Linked DNA regions of Mus musculus: region 2 is linked to region 1. Evidence: chromatin contacts called from ENCODE Hi-C or POLR2A ChIA-PET data. All regions are on one chromosome and are shown on one strand. Each heading gives the region's core, a stretch centred on a gene start or an enhancer-like site at or near the end of the contact. The rest is flanking DNA. Distances are from core to core; before and after follow the strand shown. Region 1 overlaps Matn4 (matrilin 4). Region 2 has its middle 15 kb from the start of Pigt.

What was found. A loop is a pair of places that touch in the nucleus more often than their neighbours do. ChIA-PET counts read pairs that join two places held with the same protein, here RNA polymerase II (POLR2A).
Region 2: POLR2A ChIA-PET joins it to region 1 with 17 read pairs in embryonic stem cell. The contact joins two enhancer-like sites. A Hi-C loop is called at or near these places in 4 of 37 maps with a recorded cell type or tissue (CH12.LX, gastrocnemius and mouse embryonic stem cell). POLR2A ChIA-PET finds 5 or more read pairs at or near these places in 4 of 5 experiments (Patski and embryonic stem cell).

Annotation. Positions count from the first base shown.
Region 1 is chr2:164,388,477-164,391,176 of GRCm38, reverse strand. Matn4 (matrilin 4) reads left to right here. Exons shown (of 11, transcript NM_013592.4): 10 at 1,277-1,384; 11 at 1,463-1,784. The coding sequence ends at 1,521. Among named protein-coding and RNA genes, the nearest start is that of Rbpjl, 13 kb to the left of the region's middle. Within about 2 kb of position 1,441, at least 1 of the 3 ENCODE cell types and tissues checked has a DNase peak (open chromatin) inside an H3K27ac peak, as active enhancers do.
Region 2 is chr2:164,511,310-164,514,009 of GRCm38, reverse strand. No RefSeq gene overlaps it. Among named protein-coding and RNA genes, the nearest start is that of Pigt, 15 kb to the right of the region's middle. Within about 2 kb of position 1,354, at least 1 of the 3 ENCODE cell types and tissues checked has a DNase peak (open chromatin) inside an H3K27ac peak, as active enhancers do.

The DNA.
Region 1 (2,700 bases), core at 192-2,691:
AGGTGTGAGGAGAGAGTTGACTCACAATAGATGTTCTCTGATGTTGACATGAATGCTGTGGTCTGCCCTCACACATGTATCATACACATACATAATAAAACATTAAAATAGAAAATGGCGTGGACCAGCAGTGATGCTATCTCCGTAATATTCCCCACCATTTTCTGTACTGTTAAGGAAACATAGACAACCAAGTTTATCTCTACTCTACTCTTAGATGTTGAAGTGTGTGTGTGGAGATAAACTTGGATCCATAATTTTTTGTTTTTGCGTTTGAGACGGGGTTTCTCTGTGTAGCTTTGGCTGTCCTCCTGGAACTCACTCTGTAGATCAGACTGGCCTCAAACTCACAGAGATCCTTCCTTCTGCCTATGCCTCTTGAGCGCTGGGACCAAAGGCATGTACCACCACGCCTGACTTGGACCTATAATTTAAACATTAATTTCATCAGAATCAGTGGAATCGCATATTGTTGCACTTCATCCTGACTCACTAGGTCTGGGATAGGGTTTGATAATTTGCCATTATGACATATTCCTAGGTTATGCTAATACTGCTTGTCCACGGAATGCTGGTTTACTAGAAATACACAGTACAGGGTTGACTTGTGCCTGGCATTGCTCTAGATATTGTGCCAGTACGGTATTCAGTCGCTACGTGTGTATGATGAATTACAATTGGTCACAATAACACAGAATAAAAACTGAGTTCTTCAGTTGTACCCGCCACATTTCAAGTGTCTTAAGCTCCAGGTGGCTTTTGGGTATTGAATCGGCCAGGACAGACAGATAGAGAACATGTCCATTGTTTGTCGTGGTCTCATTTGGACCAGCTCATCCATCTAGACTTTTTCTAATCAAAGTGAAACCCATGGACTTCAGAATTAATGTGTTTCAGGAGCTTAGTGAAAGTGCAGATTTTTACTCTGAGTCGAAATCTGGATTCTAGCAAGCTCTGTGGTAATCCCAGCAAGCATAAGGGTTGGAGAATTTCTCTTGCAAGTGGGTCCACATACGCAAATCGTCTAATCTCATAACCACTAGTGGGTAGCTTCTTTCATTATATCCATTTTACGGATGCGGGGGAATTGAGACTTGAGGGGTTGAGTTTCCCCCAGGACTTCTGTGCTATTTGGCTGGGACTCAGGCTAGGTCTAAATCCAAAGCCTGCATGTACACCATCGACTCGGTAGAGGTGTATCAGAAGGTCGAAGCCACAGCCTGGTGGGCTCCCTTTTGGTTCCTCATTCCTTTGACTCTTGGCTCTCTCCTTGCAGAGGAGGGCATTGGCGCGGGGACAGAGCTTCGGAGTCCCTGCGAATGCGAAAGCCTCGTGGAGTTCCAGGGCCGCACGCTGGGGGCGCTCGAGAGCCTGACGCAGAACCATATCCTTTGGGGCTGGAGGTGCGGGTTGCAGGGCGGGTGAAGGGATCTCTGAGACCACATCTTCCTTAACCGCTCACTGGCTCGGCTGACAGAGCGCCTGGAGGAGCTGGAGAACCAGCTGGCTAGCCGAAAGTGAGGGTCGCACGCTGTCTGAGCAGCCACGCGAGACCGAGGCCGAGCCCCGCAGCCTGGACCGTCCAGGAGGGGGCGCTGGCGGGCCCCACGCGCTGCCTTCGAGCTGGCCTCACCTGGACCAGGAGCCAGATTTAGGGGATGGGGATGAGGGGATGGGGAGGTGCTGGTGGGGAAGGACTGCTACACTCGCCGCGAGCTTTGTTGGATTTCTTTTTTTGTTTTCCTTTTCTAAAAAAAAAAAAAAAAAATTTGGTTTTCACGGGGTCGGTTTGTGGCTATTGCTATGCTGGCAGAGGGAGGGGAGTTCAGACGAGCGTGCTCATAGGCGCCCGGGTGGCGTCCTCTTGGAGAAAGGCGCATTGTGCAGTACTGGGGCTGGGGGGCAGGGGGCCGCTGCTTCCCGTCTCTTGTTTATTCAGCCCCAGAACAGATGGCCCGTTATGTAGGACGTGGGGAGGGAGGGGATGCCCCGAGAACCTTTGGGTCCGAGGAAGTCTGAGTCCCCCATCTTCTAGCACGTCGTTTTCTTGCTGTTCCTGTCTTCTGGAGCCAAAAAATGTGGCTCAAAGGCCGCTTGGGACCTGGCTGGGGATGTGAGAAACTCTGTTGAGCCCCTGACCAGAAAGAGTGGGGGATGCGGGATGTGCTCCACCTGGATTGTATCATCTGCCTCTGACACTTGGTGGCATCCCTGAGCCTGTGGCTCTCTTCTGCCACTCCTTCAAGAAGCAAAGCTGAGCTGCATGCACACAACCCTCTCTACCAGCAAGGAACACGAACTTCCCGGGTACACATGGCAAACTAAAGCTTAAAATACGTTGGGTTCCAGAATGGGCGTCAGGTAAATTCCCCCGGGTTTGTTTTGCCATTGTTAAAGCTGAGACAAGGGTTAACTGGTACAAGCAGGACTGTGGCTAGAGGAATGTATGCTAAGGTACCTGACTTTGTGCCCGACATGTATTTTAGGTCCTTTGTTAATGATAGTTAGCAATTATTCTTATAGAAATATGTCTTGGACCTGGTTTGAAGCGATTTCCTAATATTGCCATTGTATCCGTTTTTTATCCAGACAACCTCGTGAGATAATTAGGATCTTAGAAGGCAAGATGGCTCAGCTGGCAAGCACATTTACACATTAAGATTTACAATCTGCTTTCAAACATCAGGGTCCTCATGGTAA
Region 2 (2,700 bases), core at 105-2,604, 120 kb before region 1:
ACTCTAACAGGGCCTTGGGTCTATCCCAGAAAATGACTTAGAGCTGTCACAGCTCTTAGGGCCATCAAATCTGTCTCATCCCACCCCCTACCCACAAACCCTCACTGCCCTCAGAAAGATGATGAAGACAGAGAAGCAAATTTCCCTCCTAGGAGAGGTGGGCGGGAGGGGTGTCTCCTAGGAGCCAGGATGAACTGCGCTCTGCTCTGGAGAGTCTGCACTCTCCCCAGAGCCTGAACTACTGTTTTTTCACCTGCCGTTCCATTCCAAGCTCCTGAATGCTCTTCCTGCCTAGCAGGAAACACGTGTGAGAAGAGCCTGCAGAGGGAGTGGAAGAAGGTCGGGGAGTCTCCATGAGCTTGGGTGGGACTCCACTCCTCCGCCCACAGTTGGCATAATGTCCTCAGGGCTCATCCGTGAGTCAGCTTCCTTTCTTTCTAAGGTTGGACAAGGGCCATTGTTACATTCTTTGACAATGAATGTGGGTTTGCCCTGACCGGGCATGGGGATCCCTCCCTTTCCCAATCACCGCTTCTGGTCCTGCACCTGGTCTAGCCATTTGCTCTTGCTGCTTGGGAAACAGCTACATCAGATCAAACGGAAGCCAGAACTGGGGACTCCATGCTGTCATTTCCATGACACTCTTGTCTTTGGGGATGACACTGGTGTCTGGGGCTACTCCTCAATGTTACACATTATACATGCCCTGGTATCCTCTTGGATTTGCCAAAGACCACACTGGATCCTGTGAAATCACACCAGGAAGAGCACTGGCCTAGGCTCCAAGGGGAGTGAAGAGAGGATGGAACCCTACTGTGGATCTAGCCCAAGCTGAGATGCTTGACTCAAATAGACAGGAGCCCCATCTACCCGTTTGCTGTCACCCCTTTGGAGGCCTTTCCCATGTGTGACCTCACAGGCATCTTGCTTAATCTTTTTCATAATGTGTTTACTATCTGCCTCCTTCGCTGAGTGTGGAGGTTCCCTTCGTGGTTCATGGCTAGGTCCCCAGTGCCTAGAACATTGCTTAGCATACAGCCAATACTAGATAAATATTTGTTGACTGAGTAGAATGGATAGAAAAAAAGAAATCCAGAAAGACCAGTGGGTGAGTGAACTAGTTATTGCATGACTGTAGAAGCCCGTTTGAAGATATGACCACTGAAGGTACGGAAAGGGACAGCGAAGGCTTCATGGAGGAGGAGGTACCAGAGGCAGGAGCACAGACCAAGCGGACTCTGGAAACTATGAGATAAGCTAAGCAAGGGTGGCTCCACCTTTCCTCTGTCTCCCAGCCTTTCCTGCCCAGGCAGAGGCCCTGCCTCAATCCAGACCTCTGTGCCTCCTGTTCGGTTCTGCTGTGGGTGGAAGGGGTTTTTTCCATGGCCGATCCCTTCAGACTCTGGTTATACAGGACCTGCACTGCCGCCGCACCCCCCCCCCCCCCCCCCCCCCCGTGAGCCTCCTTCCCTGAGAACACCCAGCAGGGGCAGCTGTTGCCAGCTTTGTGCCTCTCAAATTAGTTCCCTCTCCCTCTCCTTCTGACCTCGCTAGAACATTCTCATTTACTGGCTTAGCATAGGCATTTCCTTCTTTTCTACCTAGGGTAGTGGCTCACTCTCCTGTTGAAGGGGCTGCGGTGGTATGAGCACGGGTTACAAATCAGGCTGTCTGAGCTCTAATCCCTGCCCCATTTCTCACAGACTAAGGATCCTTAAGCCCTTAGGGTCATCTGTAAACAAACATAATACCTCATAGGATTGTTATGAGAAGAGAGTTACTTGTAAGGAGCTTAGTCCAGTACGTGGTCAGCCTCTGTTCAACAAGAGGCCAGTGCTTGGTGACTGTCCCTGCCTGGCAGCTTACCTGCTCCAAGACAGAACACAGCGTGTAACATAGAATTCCCTAGGGTGGTTGTTGTTGTTGTTGTTCTTCTTCTTCTTCTTTCTTCTTTCTTCTTTCTTCTTTCTTCTTTCTTCTTTTTCTTTCTTCTTTCTTCTTTCTTCTTTCTTCTTCTTCTTCTTCTTCTTCTCCTCCTCCTCCTCCTCCTCCTCCTCCTCCTCCTCCTCCTCCTCTTCCTCCTCTTCTTCTTCTTCTTCTTTTTTTTTTTTTTTTTTTTTTTTAAAGATTTATTTTATTTATATGAGTACACTGTAGCTGTCTTCAGACACACCAGAAGAGGGCATCAGATCTCATTACAGATGGTTGTGAGCCACCACGTGGTTGCTGGGAATTGAACTCAGGACCTTTGGAAAAGCAGTCAGTGCTCTTACCCGATGAGCCATCTCTCCAGCCCTTCTTCTTCTTCTAAATTAATACTCGTAGATTCTTAGTGCTTGGGGGTGGGGGTGGGGTTGATGAACAGAAGCAAAGACAGAGCTCTCTGACTCCTATAGTCCACAAGGAACCCACTATAGTGTCCTGCACTATCCTGGCAGGCATGTGAAAGATGCTGACGTCTGTCTAATGAAGAGGATGGAGGCAGGTTACAAGGTAAACAGAAACTGTGAAGAGCTACTCCCTGTCTTCAGGGCCTCATCCTCCCTAGTCCTTCCCTGAGAGTTCTCGGGACAGAAGCCTTCCTTTCTTCCTCCCACCTACCCCATCTTCTAGCCTGGCTCACCATGCCCAAGTGCCTGACTGGGCACCCCTAGCCCTTTCCCCAGATACCACTGCCTTGTGCTACACTGTTGGAGAAGA